2 separate regions of the Mus musculus genome follow, and region 1 is linked to region 2. The links are chromatin contacts, found by Hi-C in ENCODE. All regions are on one chromosome and are shown on one strand. The core of a region is the stretch at or near the end of the contact, and the rest is flanking DNA. Distances in the headings are between cores, read along the strand shown.

Region 1 (5,016 bases), core at 1,211-3,710, 2.1 Mb before region 2:
GAGCCGACCATTGGGGGAGCACAGCCAGGGCCTGGCCCCGCCTCGCTCGCTTTGGAAGGCTGTAATTTGCCCACTCGCCTCCAGGTCGTTCTCCAGCCCGGAGGCTCGCAGATCCACGCCCCGCGGCACCCGAGCCTCCCTGGCTTCCCCGCGGGCGGCGCCTTCCGCCCTCCGCCGCTGTGCCCATCCCCTGCCCGCAGAGCGCCGCTTGCCCGGGCCGCTGTAGTCAGTTACCTGCTCCGCGGGGCGAACACGCGCGGGGGCAGACAGACACTCCAGCTTCGCAGGAGGCCGGCGCCCCTGCTCCGCAGGTAAGGGGCCACGGACTCGCGTGGGTAGGCTGAGACGCGGGGGTCCTCGGCGAGGATCGGAGTGGGAGAGAGTAACGGGGTGTAGGGGGCTGTGTGGCCCCTTGGAATCCCCTTGGGTTAACATTGAGACTGGGTAGGTTATGGGGGCCAGCTGGGGGGAGCTAGAGGTCTTGAGAGGAACCTCCCACAGCGCGGACACCCCACACCAGGGTCCTATGCCAGCTTGAACAGATTTCGTGCGTAAAATACCCATACGTTCACTTTTTGTCCAGCTTCCTCAAACTGACTCTACTTGGACAGTCACATTTAAAATTGAACGTGCACCGTCTGGGTGGGATTCCGTGCTGGAGAATGTGTTTCCGCGCCCCCACGTTTATTTCCCCTGTGCAAGTTCCCTCTGTAGCCTCCCGAGGGGTGTGGGTATGGGCCCCATCTTCCCAACGAAGGAGTAAAATGTTCGCCCAGGCTTCCTGCTGGCTACCCGTCAGGCGCGTTAAGCAAGGAGTGTAGTGCACACAGCCCACCGGAATTGAAGCCGCACGCGTGCACTCTTGCTTCACGCCCCAAGTTTACTTTCCTTATTTAAAGCCTTGCAGTTCAAATGCACACCCTGGGCAGGAGCAGCACGGGGCTCCGCGGCGCATTCGTCCTGTGGACGTGGGCGTTATCTGTGCGGGCGCATCTGCCTTTGCGCACACGAGCGGGTCGCGGTCCCCAGGCCTCCCCTCGCTGAGCTGGTGGGGACCCTTTGGCAAGGCTTCCGGAGAAGCTCGTGAAGGATTTCATTCAGTGCTAAGACAGAGAGCTGAGACAGAAAGCAGAAGGAGGCGGCTGCAGCCTTTGTAGTCGCGGAGGAGTGCAGAAAGGTTGAAGCACTATGTCAAACTTTTTTGAAATGGGGTCAAGTCACATTTAGCCAGCGTGGTAAAGCAACAACAACAACAACAAAAGTGGAGGAGGAGAGGGGGCTAGGGACCGCCGCTCCGGTCTGGGTGTGCGTGTGCTGCCCCCTCCGGGAGCCTGGGCTGGACAGGGGCGCCAAGGCCATTGCTCCCGCTACCTATGTGGCCCTCGACCCCCGGGAGAGGCCTGGAGGGTCCTTTATGCAGCTTTTTAGGAAAGCTTTCAAAGGAGCCTGGGGTGTCCCTGCCTTGTCCAGGTGGTGCTATGCTCGCACCCAGTGGGGGTCGCGCCATGTGTTCTTTAATTCCAGGCGGAAGAGCGAGCGGGGGAGGAGGGGTGCGGGGCAGGTAAACGCATGGGGACCTTTCCGGATACGCGGCTGTAGTGGAACAAGGTCCAGACCAGACTAAGGCCGCGGTGGGACGGGAAGGCTCACTCGGTCTTCCCTAAACAACAGAACGGGGATGGGACGCCCGACCGCGCCTGGGACCTAGCCTCCAGCCTTTGGAGAACAGAGCGACTGTCTTGGCTACCAACATTCAGCCGCCAAGGATACCGGGCGGGGGTTCTGAAGTCGCGATACAAGGGAGACCTAACCCTTCTCACACCCGGGAGACCTACGTTTACTGCCCCCACCCCCACCGTCGTAAGGGCGGTTGCTTTTGCACGGGTTGAAAACTTAAGGACCAGTCCCGGTTAGCTAGCAAAGTCCCGAAGTTACTTTTCAGGACAGGACAAGCAAAAGTGTGACGGACCTGCCTTTCCCATACCCTTGCGATCTTTGTGTGTGTGTGTGTGTGTGTGTGTGTGTGCACGCGCGCGCGCGGGAAAGGGAGCAGGACACTTCTCCCCTTCCAGGGCCCCTTGCTCTCCCACCTCTAGTAGCCCCAGCCCTCCCCTACCAGATGGTCTGTCCTCCCTGAGTTTCCACAAGGGAGGTCCTCGGCGATTCGGAGGCAGAATTTCGTCTCCCGCTAAGCTTGCCATACCCCAAAGACCGTTTGTGAGAGCGAGTCTCTTTCAAATGTCTCCCTGTAGAAAAACTGAAAGTAGAAAGGAAGCAATCTCCGAGCAGATGTCTGACCACCCCTACTCGCATACTCGCAGCATTGGGTTACAGGGTCCTAGGAGCCCCAACCCCGCTCTGCGACCCCACATGGGTGAACCCCCGGTGCTTTCACGCCAGTTCCGAACTCCCCCAGGTCGCCCCGTACTCCGCGCGACGAGTCAGGGAGGGCAGCTGAGAACAACGATATAGGTATAAATATTGAGCCGTGACACTGATGCGCCCGGCGCCCCCCTCCCCCGCACTCCGGGCACACTCTGGGCTGCTCCGCACGCCCCCTCTTGTCCCGCTGCGTCCCGCTCGGCGCTCATCCCCAAGGGGCCCCAGCAACCTCTTCCTTTCAAAGACAGCACGAGCCGTGCTGGGGAAGAAAAGTAACTTGGTTTTTCTCCGAGAAACCTGGCCGGATTAGGCAGCCAGGGCGAGTAGAGGGGAGAATGAGGGGAGCTGGTGGAACCCGATGGAAGTCTCCCGGGCAGTCTGATCACACTTTCTCCTTGTCCTCCGGTCTCCTCCTCCTAGGTGCAGAGATTGTGGGCAGACTACGTAATCGCTGCGGAGGGGGAAGAGGAGGGATCTCCGGCGGCGGCGGCAGGGCGCGGAGACTCAGCTGGGCGGAGTTTCGCGGCTGCGCCCGGCTTGCGCCCGCGGGCGAGAAGGTCGGTCCGTCTAGCCCGGGGGCCCCCGAGGCGTGTAAGTCAGAGAGTACGCACCCCGGTTCCTCTGTGCCGCACCGACAGCCTGCAGCCAGCAAGGAGAAGGACAGCCTGGGTGGCGCCGATCAGAGTACGAGTGCTTGGCAGAGATCGGCGAAGGCCCCCGACCTGAAGAATGGCGGCCGCTTCCTGATTCCGAAGCGCCAGCGAGTACAGACCAGTGAGGAGGACTTGCGGCTCTCCACCGTCCGTGAGGTGGCGGTGCTGAGGCACCTGGAGACCTTAGAGCAACCCTACGTGGTCAGGTGAGCCTGGAGCCCTGGCTATGGGGTCCGGGAATGTGCTGGGCAAGGGGCGGCTGGTTGCCCAACTAAAGTTAAGAGTTGAGTTTCCTCAGATAAAACCGGTGACCCTGCTAGACAGGCAGAAAAAGAGACCTGCGGTGGCTCCCCTCCCCCTCCCACACCGCTCTGCGTGCCCCAAGGGGTCTGGGGGCTTTGGGTGTCTTTTAGGGACAAAACCAGACAACCCCAAGCCCTCTAGGACTCAGTCTACAGAATCTTCCTGGGCTGGGTGTTAGTTTTGTTTTTTGGTTTTTTTTTTTTTTCTGTTTGTTTGTCTTTTGGTTTTTTGGGGTTTTTTTTTTTTTTTTTGGTTTTTTGTTTGTTTGTTTGTTTGTTGTTGTTTTTCGAGACAGGGTTTCTCTGTGTATCCCTGGCTGTCCTGGAACTTACTCTGTAGACCAGGCTGGCCTAGAATTCAGAAATCCGCCTGCCTCTGCCTACCAAGTGCTGGGATTAAAGGCGTGCGCCACCACGCCCGGCTCCAATATAGTTAGACTTATAAGTACATTTTTACTTTTTTTTACTACATTTTAATTTTAATTACTACATAAATAAGTAAAAAGCCAATGTAAATAAAGGCCCCCATTGTGCCTATGCTTTAGTTGGGTGGCAAGGGTACATGGGGTGCAACAGCAAAAGATAATGAGACGAGGGAGAATGAGTCTTCTAGAAAGTCAGGTTTTACTAAAAGTGGATTACCATCTGTGTGTCTGTCTGTCTGTCTGTCTGTGTCTTGCACTTCAGAGAGGTCTGTGATCCTGAAAGTTGCTTGCTGGCTTTGAGTCACTCACTACCCTAGAGGATCACTACAGCTGTAGCAAAGGATGAATTTCAACATTAGAATTTAGTATCAAATTTCGTTTGTCTGTTACCTGTGGGGTGTCCAGATAAAAGGTAACAGTCATGTATGTAAATACAAAGTAGCATTCTTCCAAACAAACACCCTTGTATAACCAATCATTGAGTGCAGGTCAATACAAGTCCCTCTAACAGAAGAGTTTTGGCTAGCTGGCTCACCCTGTTCTCCTGTTTTATCCTCTTGTGTCTGGTGTGTCTCTAGATGGTTTTTAGTTGATCCCACAGTAGGAATTTGAATTGTGAATTCAGGAGCATCTGCTTATATGCAAAAAGAAGATGCGCTTTCTAAATTTATTTTACCTCGTTTGACACCTGCCTACTTAGAGTTGTGAGGATAAAGCAAGAGCATAGGTGAAAATCCTCTAAATTTAAAGCCACTTCGGGCACTGGATATGTCAGAGTTTATCAGATCCTTGGCCTAGAACAGGTCCCCGGGAAGGCATAATTCTCCGTCTGACATTTTTACAGAACAAATCAGATTCCTGTTTAGACACAGCAAGACTTGTGTAAGTCCAGCTTGGTGAGTTTTATCATATATATATATATATATATGAATATGGAAGAGGGCTTATGTACAGAGGCAGAAGACCTGTGTCATCGAAGCCCACCCCAGCATGGGTGACAGCTCACAAGGCTGATACCCTAGAGCATACTGTACACTTGCAGTCAGCTCACCGGATTGGAGATTGAGCCTTCCAGGAACCTCCGTTGGTTTCAGACTCTACCAAGCAGCTAGGCTGGTTTCTGCGTTTTGTCTGCTCTGAGTCATTTGCTGATGTGACTCTGCTCTCCTGAGAGGGACACTCATCTCTTACTTGCTTATATGGCAAGGAGGAGCCTAGTGAATCTGCTTAGTTTCAGGGACTTCCTGAAACCCT
Region 2 (4,726 bases), core at 2,026-4,525:
AACAAAGAACCGTGTTGCGCAACCAACCACTTAATGTTCAAGTGTAGTTTGTTTCTTTGTCTTTTGGGACAGAATCTCGATGTAACCCAAACTTGTGTCAAATTCACTCTATAGCCAAGGATAGCCTTGACTTCCAATCCTCCTGCCTCTACTCCAGGAGTGTGCTATCACACCCAGTTTGTGTGGTGCTTCTTATATGTTGGGCTCTCACTCTACCAACTGAGCTACACTCCTAGCCCCTTCAAGAGTCTTCAAGCTGAGAGATTTTGGAACACATTGGTATGTAGGAGGAATGGTGGTAGCCATCTCTGCATAAATGTTAGGGGCTGTGAAGCCACAAAGGCAACTCCTGCATGAGGAACTAATTGAACACTTGCCTGAGAGACTAAGGATTGACGACACAGACAATGCCAGCCAATCAGAAACTGCTGCTTGGAAGAGATGCTTGCTTGGGACCAATGGGGTGCATGAGTGGAGGGTATAAAGCCCCGCCCCCACCCGAGGATTAATAAAGGAGTTTGTGGCAGCTTATCCAAGCTTGCTGCAGTGTTCTCACGGCTCCTGGAGTCTGAGCAATGGATTCCAAGCCATTTCACCTCCAACCCCCAAGCGCAAGTAGGTTGGTCAACAGGTGGTCCAGGGAACAAGCAGCATTGGTACATTGAAAGGCAGAGGCAGGGAACACCTTAACTGTCCATCGCCTCGAAATGGTACATCTTCACTTCCCTAAAACAGGAGTCACTTCTCTGTTGTCCTGGCTTTGGTACACCAGACACAGAAATGGAAGTAGCAGGGGAGAGGAGTGATAGATAGGGACTATGGATAAGCTGAGGCTCTGTGGAACATCACTACAGCCTCTGGGGGCTGGAGCCTATGTGCTGTCTTCCCAAAGAACGGTTCCTACCTGTCTTCTACAGTCATTTCACACCACGCAAGCAGTGTCATAAACCATGAACTATACGATGAGCCAAAGACGGTAGGACTGTTCACCCTGACGCCATATGCTCTAAATTGTACACTCCGCAGTTAATTTTTTAACCCTAAGGAAATCTTTCCTATCTGATCCAGAAAGTGAGAACCTAACTTGTTTGCCTCACGAGATCACACCTTAAAACTAAGTGACATAAATGTGTGGTTACCTCAAAGCTATGTGCAATGTGGGGTATTAATCACACCGAAGCAAGCGACTTATATCAGGTCTGGGAACACGGTGCATCTGCGTTGTTCATGGGTAGGAATAAAGCAATATGAGAAATGTTTAACTTTCACTTAAAAAAAAATAGTTCGAAACTCAAGTTCTATTACACCAAAGCTGTCATAACACACATTCAATGCTCCCCCTTCCTCCTCCTCTCCCCCTCCTCTTCCTCCTCCTCTTCTTTTTCCCTATCACTTTTTTCCATGTTTAAAACTTCTGTGGGAAACTCTGCTGTTGGTAGGTACACTCTCTCTGTTGGGTCTCATGAGTGACGTCTGAGCCCCACAGCACTGTCAGCCTCTCAACACTGACTTCACGTTGTACTGTGTTGCTATTACCAGCTTTCTCCTTCTGCCACCAACTACCTCTTCCAGTAATGCTTAATTAAACCAAATTATTCTGGTGAACATTTCTATATTTTTAAATATATATATATTGTTAAAAAGTTGTAGGTGTGATGATTTTCTGTACAGAGAGTCACACTTGACATAGGAAATTGCTGGTAATTTCGAAGATGAGGAACCCAAAGAAGATGACAATTAAACTGCCATGACAATGAGATTCTACAGGAAGGGCCATCATATAATGAACAAGATGGTTTGCTCTGCCTTTCCTGCCCTTTAAGGTATTCGAATTCACATCCTCTAACTGGAGTCTCTCCAAATGATGACAGTAACTGGTGTGGCACCTTCCAGTTCCTGTGAAGCCTGCCTTTTCTTTCCCCTTTGACAAATGGTAATCAGAGGCTAGATGGAGTGGGTGGGTAGGTGGGGTGGGAGTGGATCTTACGAGAGTTTGTTTAATTCACTCTACAGCTAATGCCTTACAAGATGCAACATTGCTGATTCCCTATCATTTTAAGATCCTTTGAGAAAAATATCTATAAAGCCCTGGTATGCACATGGTCTCTGTGCTCCTACCCCAAATTGCCTCTTTCCCAGTTTGAGAAGGAATGACTACAGCTCAGATGAAAGTAATTCTGAAACAAGTAAAATGGCACCCATCATAAGTATATGTCATAGAGAACTTTCTGTGATATCCACTGTAAGTGTATGGGATAAAGGGTTTCCTGCGACATAGGAAATGCATGGGAATGGAATACTTCCTGTGGCATTGTAAGTATATGGGATATAGAGTTTGCCCCAGACCAGGTCCCAATGCAAATTTAAAAACTGCTGATTCTAGATAATAGCTGGTGACCATGTTAGAATTCATCTGAAGGCTCCACAGGCTGTTTAAAGGGGTGGGGCCCGTGCTTCCAGCTCACTAATTGCAAGAGGATTTTATAGGGTCACATTTTAAATGACTTTTAAATGAGTACTTTGTACAAAGTTGAAATATTTAAAGTGCTAGTGGAAATCCATTAGTAATTTAAGAGTCATATACTTTGAAAAAATTAAAATTTAGTATAACAGAACTTTTAAGTATATTCCAGAAAGGCAAAGCTTTTAAGAGAAGGGAGCAGCACTGCAGGACTGGAGAGGAGGGGAGGGAGAAGTGTGGTTTTATAAATTTTTTTTTAAGATTTATTTATTGATTATATGTAAGTACACTGTAGCTGTCTTCAGACACTCCAGAAGAGGGAATCAGATCTTGTTACGGATGGTTGTGAGCCACCATGTGGTTGCTGGGATTTGAACTCCAGACCTTCGGAAGAGCAGTCGGGTGCTCTTACCCACTAAGCCATCTCACCAGCCCCGGTTTTATAAATTTAAAAGCATTTTGGAATCTGAGTGGCTTTACACAGCACAGGTAAGAATTCAGTTTACATTTTGAAATACTTGTAATAAATATCACTCTGATGTTCTAATTTACCTCAAACTAGCATAAATATCAAAATGTAAAATATGGGTATCATAACTCTAAATCATGTCTATTTATTTCAGTTATATAAAAATGTGCACCTGAAACCCAGATTTAATGTCCAACTTCCTAGACAAGGTTTAAAGGAAATTAAGTTCCTCTGTCCCTGCAGAACAAGATCACAGGCCAAGGGTGGCACAGAACGGCTTGAAAGGGCAATGACGGTAACTAACCAAGGATTAACCACACTGCAGCATGTGGCAGAATCGCCTTTACGGCTGACTAAGGTTCCATCAGTCGTACAGAATGCTCACCCACTTGCCATCAAAATACAGCTTTGCCACTCCCCCTTTTCAGTTATCTTGTTTCCTAGAAACACAGGCATACAAATATTTCTTTCATGTCTTGCTCTTAATCCTTTTGTGTACCCAGCCAGAAGGAAGATTGCTGGATCCTGCTGGGAATCTATTTTTAATGTCCTAAGGAACTGCTCTGCTGTTTAAAAGCAGCTTATTTTTAAGAGATGACTTAATGACGTTGTTACAAATTTGGGTTTGTGCACATGAGATTTCTAGTGTCACTTCTAGAGAGATGCTGATCAGATGGCGACCAGAAGATAATAGAGAGGGCATGTGGGGTCAGTCGAAACACACGCACCATGTCCAGCCAGAGTATGTGGTAAACACAGACAGACTGCCACGGACAACAGTTGCATTTGGCACGAGCTGCATCACCATCGGCCATGAGCTTGCTCATCTCGGGAGAATCATTTCCTCTACCGTGGAACAAGTGGGAGAAAAGCAGATGCTCGCTCGGAAAGAGAAAAAGATGCATCTGAGACCTCCAGTCACAGCCGGAACAGGAGGGAAAAGAAACTAACAATATTTGGGAATTCAAATGCCCAAAATGTATTCAGTTATCCTGGCGTACATAGGCATAGACAATCATTTCCTTCAGAACTGTTAATTATCAAGTATTTCAATATAAAATGTCTAAAATATGAGCATGTGCCTCCCCTGTGTACTCCCTAAACTTACATTACATCAGAGATGTGACTTCTTACCCCTCACCTCAATCCCTCTCCTAACAGGTAATTATTCTCAATTCCCAAGCACACTTCTACCCATCCCTAATGCAAACATTTGATGCATAGTCATGCACATTATATTTTAGATAGCTGCTACGATGCCTTAAACATATACTATGATTTCACATATGACCATAAAATATACCGATGTACATCTGTAGCATTCTAGTTGACCCACCTTAAGAGCTCTATAGTAGTCCATTAAATAACTACCACAAGGTATTTAGTCATTCCCCTAGTAGGTATTTACTCTTTCCTTTGCAGAGAAGGAGAATTATAAACTACGTTACATAGAACTCCTTGATGGTATTTCCTTACTTGTGTGAGCCATGTTTTCTACGATACATATCCAGGGTCAAAACTGTCCCATCTCAGGATGTTATTAGTCATTGCCAAACTGCTCTTTTAGAAGTTGTGCCAATGTATCTCGCTGCCGCCGGGAGAATGTCCTGGTTACCCTCCTGGTTACCACAGCGCTGCCTGGATTACAAGTGGGTTTCTGGGTTTCAGTTTTGGTTTTGGTTTTGGTGCAGGGCTGCAGAGGCAGCTCTTGGTAACTGGTCCACACCCCAGGCATCTATGAGAGCCTTTAGCATCTAACCATCTTATGCTGCTCATCAGTGTTTGTTTATTTCTTC

What was found. Hi-C counts contacts between places; a loop is a spot of excess contacts on that map.
Region 1: a loop to region 2 is called in a map of T-helper 1 cell, with 6 times the contacts of the local background. The contact joins the promoter of E030030I06Rik here to the enhancer-like site in region 2. A Hi-C loop is called at or near these places in 2 of 37 maps with a recorded cell type or tissue (T-helper 1 cell and T-helper 17 cell).

The regions. Positions count from the first base shown.
Region 1 is chr10:22,146,714-22,151,729 of GRCm38, reverse strand. E030030I06Rik (RIKEN cDNA E030030I06 gene) reads left to right here and starts at 2,460. Exons shown (of 2, transcript NM_001254745.1): 1 at 2,460-3,241. The coding sequence starts at 2,718.
Region 2 is chr10:20,005,517-20,010,242 of GRCm38, reverse strand. All of the region lies in intron 2 of Map3k5 (mitogen-activated protein kinase kinase kinase 5), which reads right to left. Among named protein-coding and RNA genes, the nearest start is that of Map3k5, 73 kb to the right of the region's middle. Within about 2 kb of position 3,275, at least 2 of the 3 ENCODE cell types and tissues checked have a DNase peak (open chromatin) inside an H3K27ac peak, as active enhancers do.